2 separate regions of the Homo sapiens genome follow, and region 2 is linked to region 1. Evidence: chromatin loops called from intact Hi-C (ENCODE). Cell type or tissue: PC-3. All regions are shown on one strand. Links, peaks and the distances in the headings refer to the core of each region. The heading gives the core; the rest is flanking DNA.

Region 1 (7,831 bases), core at 1,385-6,384:
CCTATTCGGCCATCTTCAAGATTCTTTGAAAAAGAGAGAGGAGTTGGCACAAGTCAATATGGGGACAAAGTTGGTGAGAATTCCTTACTTTAAGAATTTACAGTGTGAGAACATGAGTTGGGAAATAAAACTGTAATAAAATTACATTTATATTTATTTGTAAACTCACACCATGTTGGAAATAAAAATAAAAATACAGAAGTATAGGTCGGGTGTGGTGGCTCACTCTTGTAATGCCAGCACTTGGGAGGCCAAGGCAGGTGGATCACGAGGTCAGGAGATTGAGACCATCCTGGCCAATATGTTGAAACCCTGTCTCTACTAAAAATACAAAAATTAGCTGGGTGTCGTGGCACGCATCTGTAATCCCAGCTACTCGGGAGGCTGAGGCAGGAGAATCCCTTGAACCCAGGAGGTGGAGATTGCATTGAGCTGAGATCGCGCCACTGCACTCCAGCCTAGAGACAGAGCAAGACTCCATCAAAAAAAAAGTATAAATATTCCATTATCCAACAATTCCTGTTGTAATAATCTATCCCACATAAATAACAGAATGTGAATATATGTGTATATATATGTATGTACATATGCATGTAGTTAGGTAGGTACATATACACATACACAGAGTGATATGTACATATATATCTAAATTCCATTTCAGTATTGTTTATATTAGCAAAAACTGGAGGCAAACTAAGGCGCCATCTACATCATGCATCTTTTTAAAGGAAATGTATCATATGTAATAAACTAATTTTAAGCAAAAATGCAGGTTACACGCTGATATGTAACAAGAAGTGTTAGAAAGAGATTTGTAAAATAGATACACATATTGATATATGTATTATGATGCCTGCATAAGTAAAGCAGAAAGTTAGGAAGTACATATAACTCTCAGTTTTTACCTTGGTGCGACTGGAGGGGTGAAAGAAAGAACTTTAATCTCCTTACAAAATTTTTAGAAGAGCTAATGGTATGAGTAAATATGGGGTAAATATTTATTTTTTATAACTTTCTGTATCTTATAAAAAATTTGTAATGAGTTAGATATTTATCTGTATATTAACTATCTGGTTTGCACAGATAGACTGCATATTTCTAAAGATTTTAAAGGTAATATTAGGAGATAAACATCTCTAACATGTCTTCCACTGGAAGAAGGAAAACCATGATTTTTACATGAATATATCATTTTGTGTTTTATAATTTAACAAGGACACAACAGAAAAAGATATGAAGTCAGGCAGGATTATTTAATGCATATTGGTAAAAAAAAGACTAACACTGGTTAAAAAGATTAAAAAGTAACAGAAAAATGAAAACAAATGCATAAGATCTAAAAGAAAGGGACAGAAAGACTACCATCAGAAGATATGAGAAGATAGGTCGAATTATAAAAGCCATATTCAGGAAGTCATAAGATGACTTTTTGAATTATTAAATAGAGTGTCATAAAATTGATGAAAAGTAAGCCAGTTATATGCTTGCATGTACAAAAACAAAAAAATAAAATATATAAGGAAAACAAAGAGAAAAGATGCTTTTAAATCAATATAAAGTAGGATAAAGATGGTGGATGAAAAGGGTCCAATCTAAAGGAAATGAGAAGGGTAGATGCAAGATGTATAATTTCCACTTGCCAAATATTATAAAAAGACAAGTGGCAAGCTATGGCTGCACAGAAATCTTGCCTAAAAGAAAATGTAGAGGAAATAGAAAGCATCAGGGTCCCATAACCCAAGAGACAAAGGAATGACATGATGCTGAACATTAATAGACATAAGAGAAGCTGATCAAGGAATGATTCATATTCCACTTTTCAAGATGAGACGCAAACAGGAGTAGTAATAAAACTAATAAAATTTTGTCTTTATTGTATTAATCAGCATTTCCAAAGAAGCTCATTTGTGAAGAAGAAAGAAAAAAATTGTGGTATCTAAAGGGAAAATATTTTAAGATCTTGTTTAAGTTTTCATAAAAGAACAAATCTGTGATCATCCATGTAGCCTCTTTCACATTTTATAAAAATTGTATACCCAAGGAACTGGAAAAGACACATTCATCTAACATGGTTATTTCACTATCATTCTGGCCTCTCTGCCTTCAATTTCCTTGCTTCTTTCTTTCTTCTTCTTAACCCATGGTTTTGGATAATTATAGTTCATTTCTTCAACCCCAATAAGATTCTTTAGAGTATTTTGCTGCTTTATTCACTATGCACTTAGCTAACTTATGTTTAGTTGTTCTAATTAAAATGATTATTAAAATTATCTCAGTAATAGAAGACTTTTAACACTGTGTCTCTTTATTGATGGAAGGAAATTAAAAAGAAAAATTTATAAGGCCTTAAGATGTTGACTAAATTTGTAGTTTTGACAGTTTCACAAATTAAATTATTTTTAAGCAAAATGAACGAGCAATGTAGTGACAAATGTAAAACAAACATTGTTTTGGCATTTCACTGTGCCTACGATGAAGCACATGGCCTCAGTGGGGGGAAAAGGAATCAGAACGGATATCAGGAACTAAGGAAGGGACATCTGATAAAGTGACTGCAGCTCCTGGGCTGTGCTGAAGAACCCCGTGTTCTTGCTCTATCTCATACAGCCTTATTAAGGCTTCTTGCATGTGCGGGTCAGCAATAGGGAAGGGTGTACATATGTCAGCACAAAGTAATAAAGAATTTATTTACTGTGAATATAGATCCAAATAAATAAAATGCATACATGCTATGTACTATGCCACATACAAGGAATACAAAGTTAAACAGCAGGTGGACTTTTTCATAAAGCTTTCATAGTCTCTTGGAGAAAGACTGTGAACAGATAAACATAACAGAACATGGAAAGGGAGGAAGACCTGTACGAAAAAAATGTAGTTGGAATTAAGAGGCATTTCTGGCCTCCTTGCCGGCTGCCTTTAATTCTCACTATTCTACTGAACTTAGTTTTCTTTGCCTGTCCAAGGTACACAGCATTCTTGGCATCACACTCTTAAACAAATTTTTTTTTCTCTGTAGATTGTTTACCAATCCTTGCTTGCCTTTTATTTATTTATTTATAAATTTTTATAAATAGTAAGTATGAGTATTGTTTGATCAAATTAAAGTTGCATTTTTGTGTATATGTGTCCACATACAGGTATCTGCGGCCACTACCTAGAGGATGAAGAATAGCAAATGCATTTTCTGTATCTTAATATGGGCCTATTGAATTGCAATGGCTCTGAATCCTTCCGGTTTGATCTATACAGAGGCCAAAAGAAAAAAAAAAAGTTCCGTGAGTGGTAGTCTGAGAGATTTTCACCAAATAGAAAAATAAATATTCTTATTACATTAAAATTGGAATAAAGCTATAATTTGGGAAACATGGACCAGAATGTCCAAATATCATAAAAACATTGCAAAACAATTGAGGGTAAAATAGGTCTCAATAAGAATAGAAGCAAATAAAATGAAAAAAAGAGTCATTATTAGAAAAATTATGAAATAATAATTTAAAACACTTATCAGTAGAGTCAATTGGATTGACGGTAAATTGTTATGATGCAATAATCCAGTTAACTCTCTAATTGAGACACATTTTACCCTCATGCGTAGATTACTGCCCATACCTTAAGGTTTATATTGTAAGTTGCAAATGATTAATTATTTAAAATAATACTTTATATTATTTTTATAATTTATAAAAAAAATAGGTTTTTTTAATTTCCAAAAGAATCTGAAGTTATTTTATAGATATAGGACATAATATATAATTTTAAATTTTATTTTCCATTAAAGACTGATAATAAAGAGCAGTGACATTAAATCAAATAGAATATTAAAAACTAGAAATAAACAAACATGCTTAACATTTGGCATTCAAGAAGTTACTATATATGAGTCAGGAATCTTTCCTCTTGTCCTGTTTAGTTTTATCTTATGTCAATACCTCTATCAGTTTGGATTTCTGTTTTTGCCTTCTTCTCTGCATTTTCTTTGTAGAAGCAGTCTTACCCCTTTCCATCTACTTTCAAGTCTTCACTCAGCTGCTTCCTCTTTCAGAAAACGTTTCCCCAGTTGATCCAAGTAAGAGCCTCTCCCGTATTACCATCTTCCATTACACTAATTATGTTGTACTGACAGTATGTGTACACAATGTCTTTATTCGTAGACTAAAAATTCCTCTCTGTAGGGGAAAATTTCTTATCTATTTTTATATCCCCAGAGAGAAAATACTTGATTAATTATTTTGTTAAATATAAGTGTTACTAGCATTATAGTCATTGACAAATATGTACGGGTGCACAGATTCACTTCTTTGCCACTAGATGGCACTGTTAATCACCGTGGTGCTCTTGGATAGTGCCTCAAGCCTTCGTGCAGTTTTGATACCCTAAAGCTCTGAAAACTGTTACCTTAACTCACTTTGGAAGGGCAAAATCTGACCTAACTTGAACTTATTTTGTGGAATAATCTGACTTAACCTGACGATAGAATATTTATAGTCTTTTTTTTCTCTGTAATGTAAATATTAATATGACTGATTATAGGGTGCTATTCAAACCCCCGAGGATTATGTAACATTTAAATTAAGCTCCACATTACATTTCTCAAATACAAAAAGTTATGATTTCTGAAAACCAACTAGCTCAGGAGTTTTTGGTAGATGATTCTTGTCCTCCACCAACAATCCCGTTATTTTTCAGAAAATATTTTAATAATGATATAGAAAAGAATTCATTAAATTATAACCTATGCATCTGTGATAGCTCTAACCTCACCTATCTTAGCACCCAATTATGTTCCTATAAACCTTATTCTTTTTGCTTTCACAATATATGTCAATGTGAAAATTAAACTTTGAGAACATATGTACCTTTTTCTAAAATTTAACTGGTTACAAAATGTGGTCTATATAAAGATACTTCTTAACTTTTCCTGATTAATCTTGATTTTGTACCTATACTCTAGTATAACCGATAGTTCTATTTGAAGTTCGCTGTTGTTCAACTCTCTTATGACATATTTAAATTACATGCAAATGAGCTGGTCCCACATACATTTATATTTTTCTATATTATACAATTTTATAACTGTAGAAATATCTTCAGTAGTGCTTATTAGTATTCTAGTTTAAAATATTTCAACCAAACATGATATGAAAATAGATTTTCTAAAAGCTAACCCCACTCCTTTCCTCTTCTCCTCCAAGTTATAGGAATTTATTTTGAAATATTATCTGCCAAAATCTGTGAATACTGAAGTTAACCTTTCAAAATTTTTTCTTAGTAAGGTGACCACCAGATACCAGTTTCCTTGTTTCTTAATATGTGGCATTGCTTTTTCGTGTATCTTTAGTTGTTCTCAAATCTACGGCCTTATTTCTTGGCTTACTCTGAAAACTCCAATAAGGAACCAAGGGATGCACACATAATGTAATAGGAAGACCATCTGAGTATGAATTAGAATATCTGGGTCTTAGTCCCAGGGCACTTGCACAGTAGTTTGGCAAAATGATGCCTCCTGCAACCCTTCTGGTTCTTATAAAATGAGACTATAAAGTATGAATATTTCTGTCTGGCTTATCCATCTCACATTCTCATAATGATTAACAGAGTCATTCAGGTTGCTTCCTGCTTACCTGTAATAGTTACCTAGCTTGCTGAAAGAATTAGTGGTGGTTTTTCCTACTGTGAGGCCTGCATTTGTCAACTGGCTAGACTCAGACATTTTAATAACAATCCGAAACATCTCTTTGCACTTTGTAGTCTGAGGTAATCCAACCTGGAATATTTTGATTATCATTCCAGCTCCCTAACAAGTTATGCATTCTGGCATCCTTCCTACAAACCTTAGCATGATTTTGCTCTCTAGCCATGGAAAACATCAAAATGGATTTTGCAGGTAGAATCCACAGGTCAACCAAAAGTGTGGATATCACTATGGTTAAGAACACACTCCCTGGAGCCTAGGTCAGTTTTAAATTCTGTCTCTATGATTTACTGGCCTTGGGAAAATTACTTAACCTCTCTGTGCAGTTTCCTGATGTACAAAATAGGCATAATAAAAATATATTCCTCATAAATGATTTAATATATCTAAAGCACTTACAACTGTGCTTGGATCATAATAAATGTTATGCATGTGTTACGTGTAGTTTTATTATAATTTGAGATATAGTGTAATGACTATAAAAATATGAACTCTGAAACAAAATGGTCTGTTCTGAAATCCTGGCTACGTCACTTACTAGCTAAACATCCTTCCATGAGTCACTTAAGCTTTTTCCCATCTGTAGAAAAGGAGGTGTATAATAGTATATATACCTCATATGTGGATTGTGAAGATTAAATAATGTCTGTAGTAAACATAGTGTCGTGCATAGCACATAATATACATTCAATAAATGTTATTTTTATTACTAATGGATTAAAATTAGAAGGGTCTTAAATATGTCTCCTAGAATTCTGACAAGGGCTACAAGTGTTACATTGCTCTTATTTTATGACATAAGTTAGACAGGTAAGACTGGGAAAAAATGATATTTAAACTGTTACAAGTTAAATATAAACTGTCCATGAGATCCCCAAATAGAGATTTCAATTAAGAATTTGACATGAATCTTAGAAAGGTAATGTTAATGAAGTTAAAATTTTAGAAACCATCACTATGGAGATGATATTTAAATCCATGAAAAAAGAATCACCCAATAAAACATTAAACAGACCCGTAGAAAATTAAATCACCCAATGAGAGATTAAAGTCAGAGATTAAGGAAACCTTTTCTAAGCCCGTAGGAAATCCTGAATTTGGAAGTTAAATTGAGGAGTTAGAGAGCAAATGAGACAGAGAAACTGAAAACAGCAAGTAAACAAGCAAAGAGAGGAACAACAAATGCAGAACAGTGTGGAATCTTAATATCTAACAGAGGCCAGAACAAGCTATTTGTCAAAAGCTACTGTACAGGCAATTGAAGTAGGGAGGAAAGTATTCACTGGGTTTCATTATTTAAAGGCTGATCCAGCTTGACAGCAGGTTTCAGATAGAGTGGTGAGGTGAGGATGGAAGTTACTTTGTTTGTTTTGTTTTGTTTTGTTCTTGAGACAGAGTCTCATTCTGTCGCCCAGGCTGGAGGGCAGTGGCGTGATATCGGCTCACTGCAAACTCCGCCTCCCAGGTTCAAGCAATTCTCCTGCCTCAGCTACACGAGTAGCTGGGATTACAGGCGTCTGCCACCATGCCCGGCTAATTTGTGTATTTTTAACAGAGATGGGGTTTCACCAAGTTGGCCAGGTTGGTCTCGAACTCCTGACCCCAAATGATCTGCCCTCCTTGACCTCCCAAAGTGCTGCGATTACAGGCGTGAGACACAGCACCCAGTCAATGGAAGTTAATTTGAAACAGACTAAAAAGTAAGGAAGTGGGCACAGTAAGTTTAAACAACTTTTTGCTTACATTTAATAAGAAAGGAAGCAAAGAAGTTCAGGAAATCACTGTATAGGAATTTAGAGCCAAGGGAGGGCTTTTTGAAGAAAAATTCTGCTAAAATCTTATTATAGTTATAAATTGTATGCATACTTAAAAAGTTAAAACTAAAAAAAAAATAAGTAATTAAGGAAAATGGAAGAGATACGATAAAAGGCCATGTGAAGAAATTTGCCATTGACAGAGAAAGGAATTTATTTATTATTATAGGAGGTAGGGAGGATGACAAATTTAGACTCAACCAATTTTGGGTGATGAGAATAGAATGGGACTCAAATCTAGCAGTTTGTATATTTTTTAGGTATTATATGAGTCAGTGTTTTGTGAGAAAAAGATAAATCACTTCAAGATTTTACAACAGGA
Region 2 (7,831 bases), core at 1,835-6,834, 420 kb after region 1:
GGCTGGAGTACAGTGGCGCTATCTCGGCTCACTGCAACCTCTGCCTCCCAAGTTCAAGCGATTCTCCTGCCTCAGCCCCCCAGGTAGCTGGGACTACAGGCGTGCGCCACCACACATGGCTAATTTTTTGTGTTTTTAGTAGAGACGGGGTTTTGTCATGTTGGCCAGGCTGGTCTCCAGCTCCTGACCTCAGGTGATCCGCCCACCTCAGTCTCCCAAAGTGCTGGGATTACAGGTGTGAGCCACTGCCCCCAGCCAGTACTAGAAACTTTCTATGCAAAGAAATGAGAAGTGCTCCTCTTTATTCTTTTACAAAAATTGTTCTCATTTCCTTATCTAGATTTCCTCCCTCCCATTGTTTCATATTACTATAGTATCTGCCCCATGTGTTGATTCTTGGGCATCTTCTTTCCAGTATCACGGCTTTAACACCATCTATTTGCCTGTTGCTCAGAACATTATCCCCATTCTGCACTTTTTCCCTGAACTTCAGAATCTGAGAGCTAACGCCTACTAAACATTATCAGTTAAATATTCAATAAGTATCTCAAATTTATTCTATCCAGACCTGAAATCTTCTTCTAGTTGTTCATGCTAAAACCTTCCATTCAGTCTTGACTTATTCCTTTCTCTCATATCCTACCTTTAGCAAATCTAAACTCTATTTTCAAAACATATTCAGAATTCAGTTACTTCTCACCACCTATTGCACATTAATAAAAGATACCAACAATGTTCGCATAGATTATGCCATGATCTCCTACTTGATCTCACTGCTCTACCCTTGTCTCTCCAGAGTCTGTTCTCAACACAGTAGCTGTGATCCTGTTAAAATATGACATTCATCTACCTAACAACATTCAGTGTATTCCCAGATTAGAATAAAAGCCAAAGTCCTAAAATGGCCTGACACACTAAAGTTAATCACTACATCCCCAGACTTTACCTCTCTGACCTCATCTCACCTAAGCTTTCCTCCTTTCAGTTCTCTTCAGCAAGACTGTCCTCATTGCTATTCCTCTAACATACCAGGACTCTTCTAGTCCATCATCTTTGCACTTGCTGTCCACTTGATTGGAATGCTTTTTTCCCAGATAGACACGTGGATTATTCCCTTACTTTATTTAAAACTTTGCTTATGTTGCCTTTTGAGTGAGGCCTTATCCTACTGTCTATTTAAAATTCCAGCTTTTCCCATCATAGTCTGTACTGTCTACTCTCCTCTGACCTTTTTTTTCTATAGTATGCTGTATAGGTTTTTTAAAAATGTGATTTATTTTTTGTTTCCTGTGCCAGAGATACTATTGCTCAGCAAACATTAATGTGCCCCCCTTATTTTGCAGATCATTTGAAGTTAGGCAAGGCCAGTTGTTTATATGGCCTATATTCATGTGACTAGTTCTTCTGGTCCAAATGACATGCACCATGTCCAGGCTAAACAGTAAAAGTAGGGTCTCTTCCTATGCTGAAGTATTCAAGGAGGAGGCTACATGTTCTGAAAGGCACAATTACTGAATAAAGGAGTTTCCATCAACCTGGATTCCTGAGTGACTCACGAATATCATCACCTCTAGAAACCATGATGGACTTGCAGTGTGTCCGTGAGTGAGAAATGAACTTTTGTTGTGTTAAGCCACTGAGCTTAGAGGGTTGCTTGTCACCACAGCATAATTTAAACTATCTTGATCTTGACAATACATTCCCTCTGTGAAAGCAATAATATTTTTTCTTTTTCATTTTTGTTAACGTATGTATTCCCATAACATCAGACAACTACTAACACATAGTTGCTAAATATTTGTTGAATGACTGAATAAATAAATAAATGAGTGAATGGTATCCATATATTAATAATATTGTATTCCTTAACAATTAAGTGTACATTAAACCTGTGTACAAAGATTTGTTTAATAAGTACTCTGGATTTAGTCTATAGGCTCACTGAAATAAAATGTGCCCAAATCTAAATAAGTGTCTGATGAGAGAGATTAAAAAGTTATAAGGCATGGGAACATTTTTTCTGGTGTGAGATGGTTCTGCTAATTGTAGAACATCTAGAATCCCAAATGTATTCCATTTGGAATTCTAGTGGTGCCTCTCTCCTTCCCAGTGAATAGAATGTCGAAAAAAAAAAAACCCAATTAAAAAAAAATAGAAACTCTGAAGACTGGAACTATCCTCATCTAGAAAACTTGATTTTTGTGAAAATTACTAATAAATTGCAAAAAAAAAAAAACCATTTAGCTGTCAGAAGTTTCCTCTAAAGAGAATGAAAATGTTTTATTTGATATCTGAATAATTTGAAACACTGTTGGAAAATGATGTAAAAAAAATTTGAAGACCTAGAAAAGGGATTGACAAATTTTTCTCTAAAGTATTTTTAGACTTTGCAGGCCACACACGGTCTCTGTCATATATTTTTCTGGTTTTTTGTTTTGTTTTGTTTTGTTTTTGCTATCTTGTTTGTTTTGTCTTATTTTTAACCCTTTAAAATGGGAAAGCCATACTTAGTTCTGGGGGCATACAAAAACATGCTACAGGCAGAGGGCAGAATTTAGCCTGCAGGCTGGCCAAAATTTGCCAACCCCTGCCCTAGCTCTCTCCCCTTACACTCTTAAAAAGTTTTTGAGGACCCAAAGAGCTACTGTTTATATGAGTGGTATAATATTGACATATATAATATCAATATTTACTGTATTCAAAATTAAAGCAGCGAAAGTTCTAAAACATTAATTCCTTTTCCAAAAACCAAAGTTAATTCATTATGTGAGATATAATTAATATGTATTTATGAAAATATATTTTTTCAAAACAAAATGAGAAGCAAGTATTTTACATTTTTGTAGATTTATTTAATGTCAAGTACTAGAAGATGAATGGATTCTCATATATACTTCTGCATTCAAGGTATACATTGTTTTGGTTTAAATATATGTAGACAAGATAGTCTTATACAGGTATGTAGTAGGAAAAGATAAGAACATTTTAATAGGCGTTTCAGATGATTGTGAATATTATTTTTAAATGCTACATCAATACTCATCATGTCATAGTTTCTCAAAAGGTAGTTGCAACGTAGAATAGGAAACCATGTCAATGAACTTTATAAACTCTGTTACACTAAAATTTATATGCCTGTCTTGGACTTTGAATAGTTCTTTACCCAGTCATAACTTTATAAGCATTGGTCATTTGGAAAATATTGGTTTACTAAGCTATGCATACCTACAAAATGTTGACTCTTTTATTAGTCTAAATTTTTAACAAGCGTATTAATTAATATCACCACCAATTGTGTGATAAAAGACTTTAAGTATTAGAATAACAAAGTGATAGACATTCTAATTTTAATTTTATGTTGATATCTCACATTTTATTGTTGAGAAAATATTGACATTTAATGGCCTTGAAGTGACAAGCCCATTTCATCATTTTTGACAAAAAATGCATCAAAACATCAAATGTGAATAAACGAACTTTGTCCCTAATTTTTCCAAGTTAAAAAAAACTTTTATTTCATGAAAGACTTATTCTAGCTTGCAATTTAAACAATGGCACACATGCTTTCTCTCAGAACAACTGTCATATTTTGGTATGTAACAAAAGTGATGACATGGTCAATGCTAGAGATTTAGTAAAATTAATAATATTTATTGCTTCATGAAAGATATTCTTAATTAAAACTTGTATTTTTTTCCTGTGACTGAGTGGTGGTGATGAACAGTGACTATTAGTTGAGTTCAGTTTCACTACTTTGATCCATGCCAGGACACCATAGTTTTCCCCCCATTGCTGTTCCACTGTGGTTGCAAACATCAACACAGTGAAAAAAGTAACATAACACATTATTATCATAATGGTTATTATCAATTTTATTATTTTAGCCTGTGGTAAACTTGAAAAGGTCACAGGGACTACTGTGTGTCCACAGATCACTTTAAGAACTGCTGTCTAGAAGTTATCCTTTGCAAGGAGGCAAACCCCTCCCTGCCAAACCTAAGCCTATCTTCCAAATGTTGGTGTAAGAAACTCCACAGATCCTGTCTCCAGTGAAGAAAGCATACCTTTTAAAGAAAGAAAAGTGTGTGTATGTGTTTGTGTGTGTGTCTGCATATGTTTAAAAACTGCAAATTGTCCTAAAAGCATACAGCAAATAAAGAAACATTTATTCAAGACAATCTAAATAATCACACAATAAGAACAAGGAGCATTTGTGGCATTTGAACCATGACCCATTTCTTTCCTTTCCCTTCCATCTTAGCATAGTAGAAACTTCAATCTAGTCGGGAGCAACCAAGAACATAGACTCCCTCTTTCTCCAGCTGCAATATCTTTCAGGAGAATTAAGGTCAGTTAAAATCTAGAATATCTCCCAGGAGAGGCAGGCTATCCGCGTTTCTCATGCCACCCAGCTCTCTGTTACAGTAGCCCTATTCCAAGGCAAGAATAACTGACCTAGCCCCCATTCTAGGACAGAAGCTAAACCCCAGGCACAGGAGTTGTAGAATGCTGAGACCTTGTTAACCTTCATCCCAGCTCACTTATAAGTCTAAGTGAGCTTGTCCCTTCCATGCTGGGAGGAATAAACTAAGAAGAACAAAGGTATGCAGTTCCAACCAGTTTCCTGCTTGTAAAACAGTGTGTCACTCAAAGACAAGTGAAACAATATCCCTACACTCAGCTTTAGAGCAGTCGTGCACAGATTTTGTTCAGGGGCAGAGAAGACAATAAGAAGAGAGAGCTCTGAAACACTCCCCAAAAGACCTGACTTTATTTGGAAAAGAGTACGGGGAAAGTTCAAGCTTAGGGACAATCTTGAAAACAAATAAGAGGATAATGGGAGCTCCATGAGTGTGGTGAGCTACACCATTTCCAATATAGAAAATATAGAAATCTAACAAAGAGAGCTAGAGACAGAGACGGGTAGTAAGAGGGTCCTCTTGGGTTGGAATGAAAACCAAAAATGAGTCTCATAGACTACCCTGGCAAAGAGTATCAAATTTTAAAAAAAAGCAGAAAAATATCCAAAGAAATAATGGCTAAAATATATTTTATTTTATTTTTTAACTTATTTTTTAATTTGTATGAATGTAGGACATTCAAATGCAGTTTTGTAACATAGATATATTGTGTAGTGGCAAAATATAGCCTTTTAGTATAATCATCGTCCAAATAATGTACATAAATAATTTCTCATCCTTTACCCTTCTCCCGCTGTCCCAACCTTCCAGGCCTCCAGTGCCCATTATTCCGCATTCTATGTTCATTTGTATACATTATTTAGCTCCCACTTATAATTGACAACATATAGTTTTTGATTGTACTAATTACCTAATCTAGGTATTTGCGTAGAGATTGTACTAATTAACATTCCCACCAACAATGTAGAAGTATTCTCTTGTCTCTGCAGCCTCACAACCTCTGTTGTATTTTGACTTTTTAATAATATCCATTCTGACTGGTATAAGATCGTATCTCATTGTGGTTTGAGTTTTTATTTTTCTGATTAGTGATGTTGAGTTTTTTTCATATGCTTATTGATAATTTCTATGTCTTTTCAGAAATGTTTGTTCATATAATTTGCCCACTTTTTAATGAGGTTATTTGATTTTTAAAATTGTTGTTAACTGTTTGGATTTCTTATAGATTCTGGATATTATTCCCTTGTTGAATGCAAGTTTTGCAAAAATTTTCTCTTATTCTGTAGGTTGTCTGTTCACTCTGTTATTTCTTTGGCTATGCAGAAGCTTTTTAATTTAATTAAATCTCATTTGTCTATTTTTGTTTTTGTTAACTTTATTTTTGAGGTGTTAGTCATGAATTTTTTTGCCTAAACATATGTTCAGAAGAGTTTTTCTGAGGTATTCTTTTTTTTATAGTTTTAGGTTTTGTATTTAAGTCATTAATTCATTTTGAATTAATTTTATGTATGGTGAGAGTTAAAATCCAGTTTCATTCTTCTTCATATGGCAAACCATTTTTTCCAGCACTATTTATTGAATAAGATGTCTTTTCCCCAATGTATGTTTTTGTTGACTTTATCAAAGATTAGTTGGCTTTAGGTATGTGGCTTTGTTTCTGGGTTTTCCATTCTGTTCCATACATCTATTTGTCTATTTTTATACCAGAACTACACTATTTTGGTTACTATAGCCTTGAGGTAATTTGAAGTCATGTAATGTAATGCTTCTAGCTTTGTTCTTTTTGCTTAGGTATGCTTTGCTATTTAGGGTCCTTTTTGGTTCCATATGAATTTTAGGATTCTTTTTTCTAATTGTGAGAAAAATGATATTGATATTTTTATAGAAATTACATTGATTCTGTAGATTGCTTTGGGAAGTATGGTCATTTTAATGATATTGATTCTTTTGATGCATGAACATGGGATGTTTTTACATTTGCTTGTGTCATCTATGATTTCCTTCCTCAATGTTTGTTGTTTTCCTTGTAGAGATCTTTCATCTTCTGGGTTAAATATATTCCTAAGTATTTTATTTTTGTAGTGATTGCGAATGGGATTGGCTTCTTGATTTTGTTCTCAGTTTGATTGTTACTAGTGTGTAGAAGTTCCACTGATTTTTGTACATTGATTTTGTATCCTGAAACTTTACTGAACCGATTTATCAAATCTAGGAGTCTTCTGGAGGACACTTTAACGTTTTCCATATGTAAGATTATATCATCAGCAAACAGATAATTTGACTTACTCTTTTTCAATTTGGTACTTTGTTTTTTTCTTGCCTGATTGCTCTGGCAATCAGGTTCTTCCAGTACTATGTTGAATAGGAGTAGTGAATATGAGCATCCCTGTATTGCTCTAGTTCTTAAGGGAAATGCTTTCAATTTTTCCCCATTCAATATGATGTTTGCTGAGGGTTTGTCTTATATGAATGTTATTATTTTGAACATTCATATAATTATCCTTGAATTATTCTTGCCTGATTGCTCTGGCAATCATAGTACTTCTGGTGCTATGTTGAATAGGGGTGGTGAATATGAGCATTCCTGTCTTGCTCTAGTTCTTAAGGGAAATACTTTCAATTTTTCCCCATTCAATATGATGTTTGCTGAGGGTTTGTCTTATATGAATGTTTTTATTTTGAAGTATGTTTCTTCTATGCCTAGTTTGTTGAGGGTTTATATCATAAGAGGATTCTGAATCTTATCAAATGCTTCTTTTGCATCTATTGAGATGATCATATGATTTTTGTTTTCTGTTTATGTGGCAAATCACATTTATTGATATGCATATGTTAAACCATCCTTGCATCTCTGGAATAAAATCCACTTGGTCATGATGAATTATCTTTTTGATATGTTGTTGCACTTGGTTTGTTAGTATTAGGTTTGCTAGGATTTTTGCATCTATGTTCATCAGGAATATTGGTCTGTAGTCTTTTCTGTTGTGTTCTTGCCTGGCTTTGGTATCAGGGTAATACTGGCTTCATAGAATGAGTTAGGGAGGAATACCTCCTCCTTGATTATTTGGAAGAGTTTTAGGAGGATGGGTACCATCTCTTCTTTGAATGTTTTATAGAATTTGGCTGTGAATCCATCTGCTCCTGTGCTTTTTTGAGGAGGGAGATTTTTTTAATTACTGATTCAATTTCACTACTTTTATTAGTCTGTTCAGGATTTCTGTTTCTTTATCATTCAATCTTCGGAGGATGTATGTTCCCAGGAATTTATCCATTTCCTCAGATTTCAAGTTTGTGCATGTATGGTTTTTCATATGTCTCTAATGATTGTTTTTTATTTCTGTGGTATCAGTTGTAATGTCTCCTTTTTTCATTTCTGAATACGTGTATTTTGGATCTTCTCTTTTCCTGGT

Evidence for each region. Hi-C counts contacts between places; a loop is a spot of excess contacts. Peaks named below come from ENCODE experiments on the same cell type or tissue, not always from the same donor. Only the 100,000 strongest peaks of a DNase experiment are listed, where the experiment ranks them.
Region 2: a loop joins it to region 1, with 2.3 times the contacts of the local background. A loop is called at or near these places in 3 of 110 quality-filtered maps.

What each region holds. Positions count from the first base shown.
Region 1 is chr3:87,346,489-87,354,319 of GRCh38, forward strand. No RefSeq gene overlaps it. Among named protein-coding and RNA genes, the nearest start is that of POU1F1, 74 kb to the left of the region's middle. RefSeq lists an enhancer at 1-162. In PC-3, for the core only: a CTCF peak has its summit at 4,296 (motif pointing right); a DNase peak (open chromatin) is centred at 4,323; H3K27ac peaks cover 777 bases.
Region 2 is chr3:87,762,293-87,770,123 of GRCh38, forward strand. No RefSeq gene overlaps it. Among named protein-coding and RNA genes, the nearest start is that of HTR1F, 26 kb to the right of the region's middle. In PC-3, for the core only: no CTCF peak of the experiment used is centred there; a DNase peak (open chromatin) is centred at 4,629.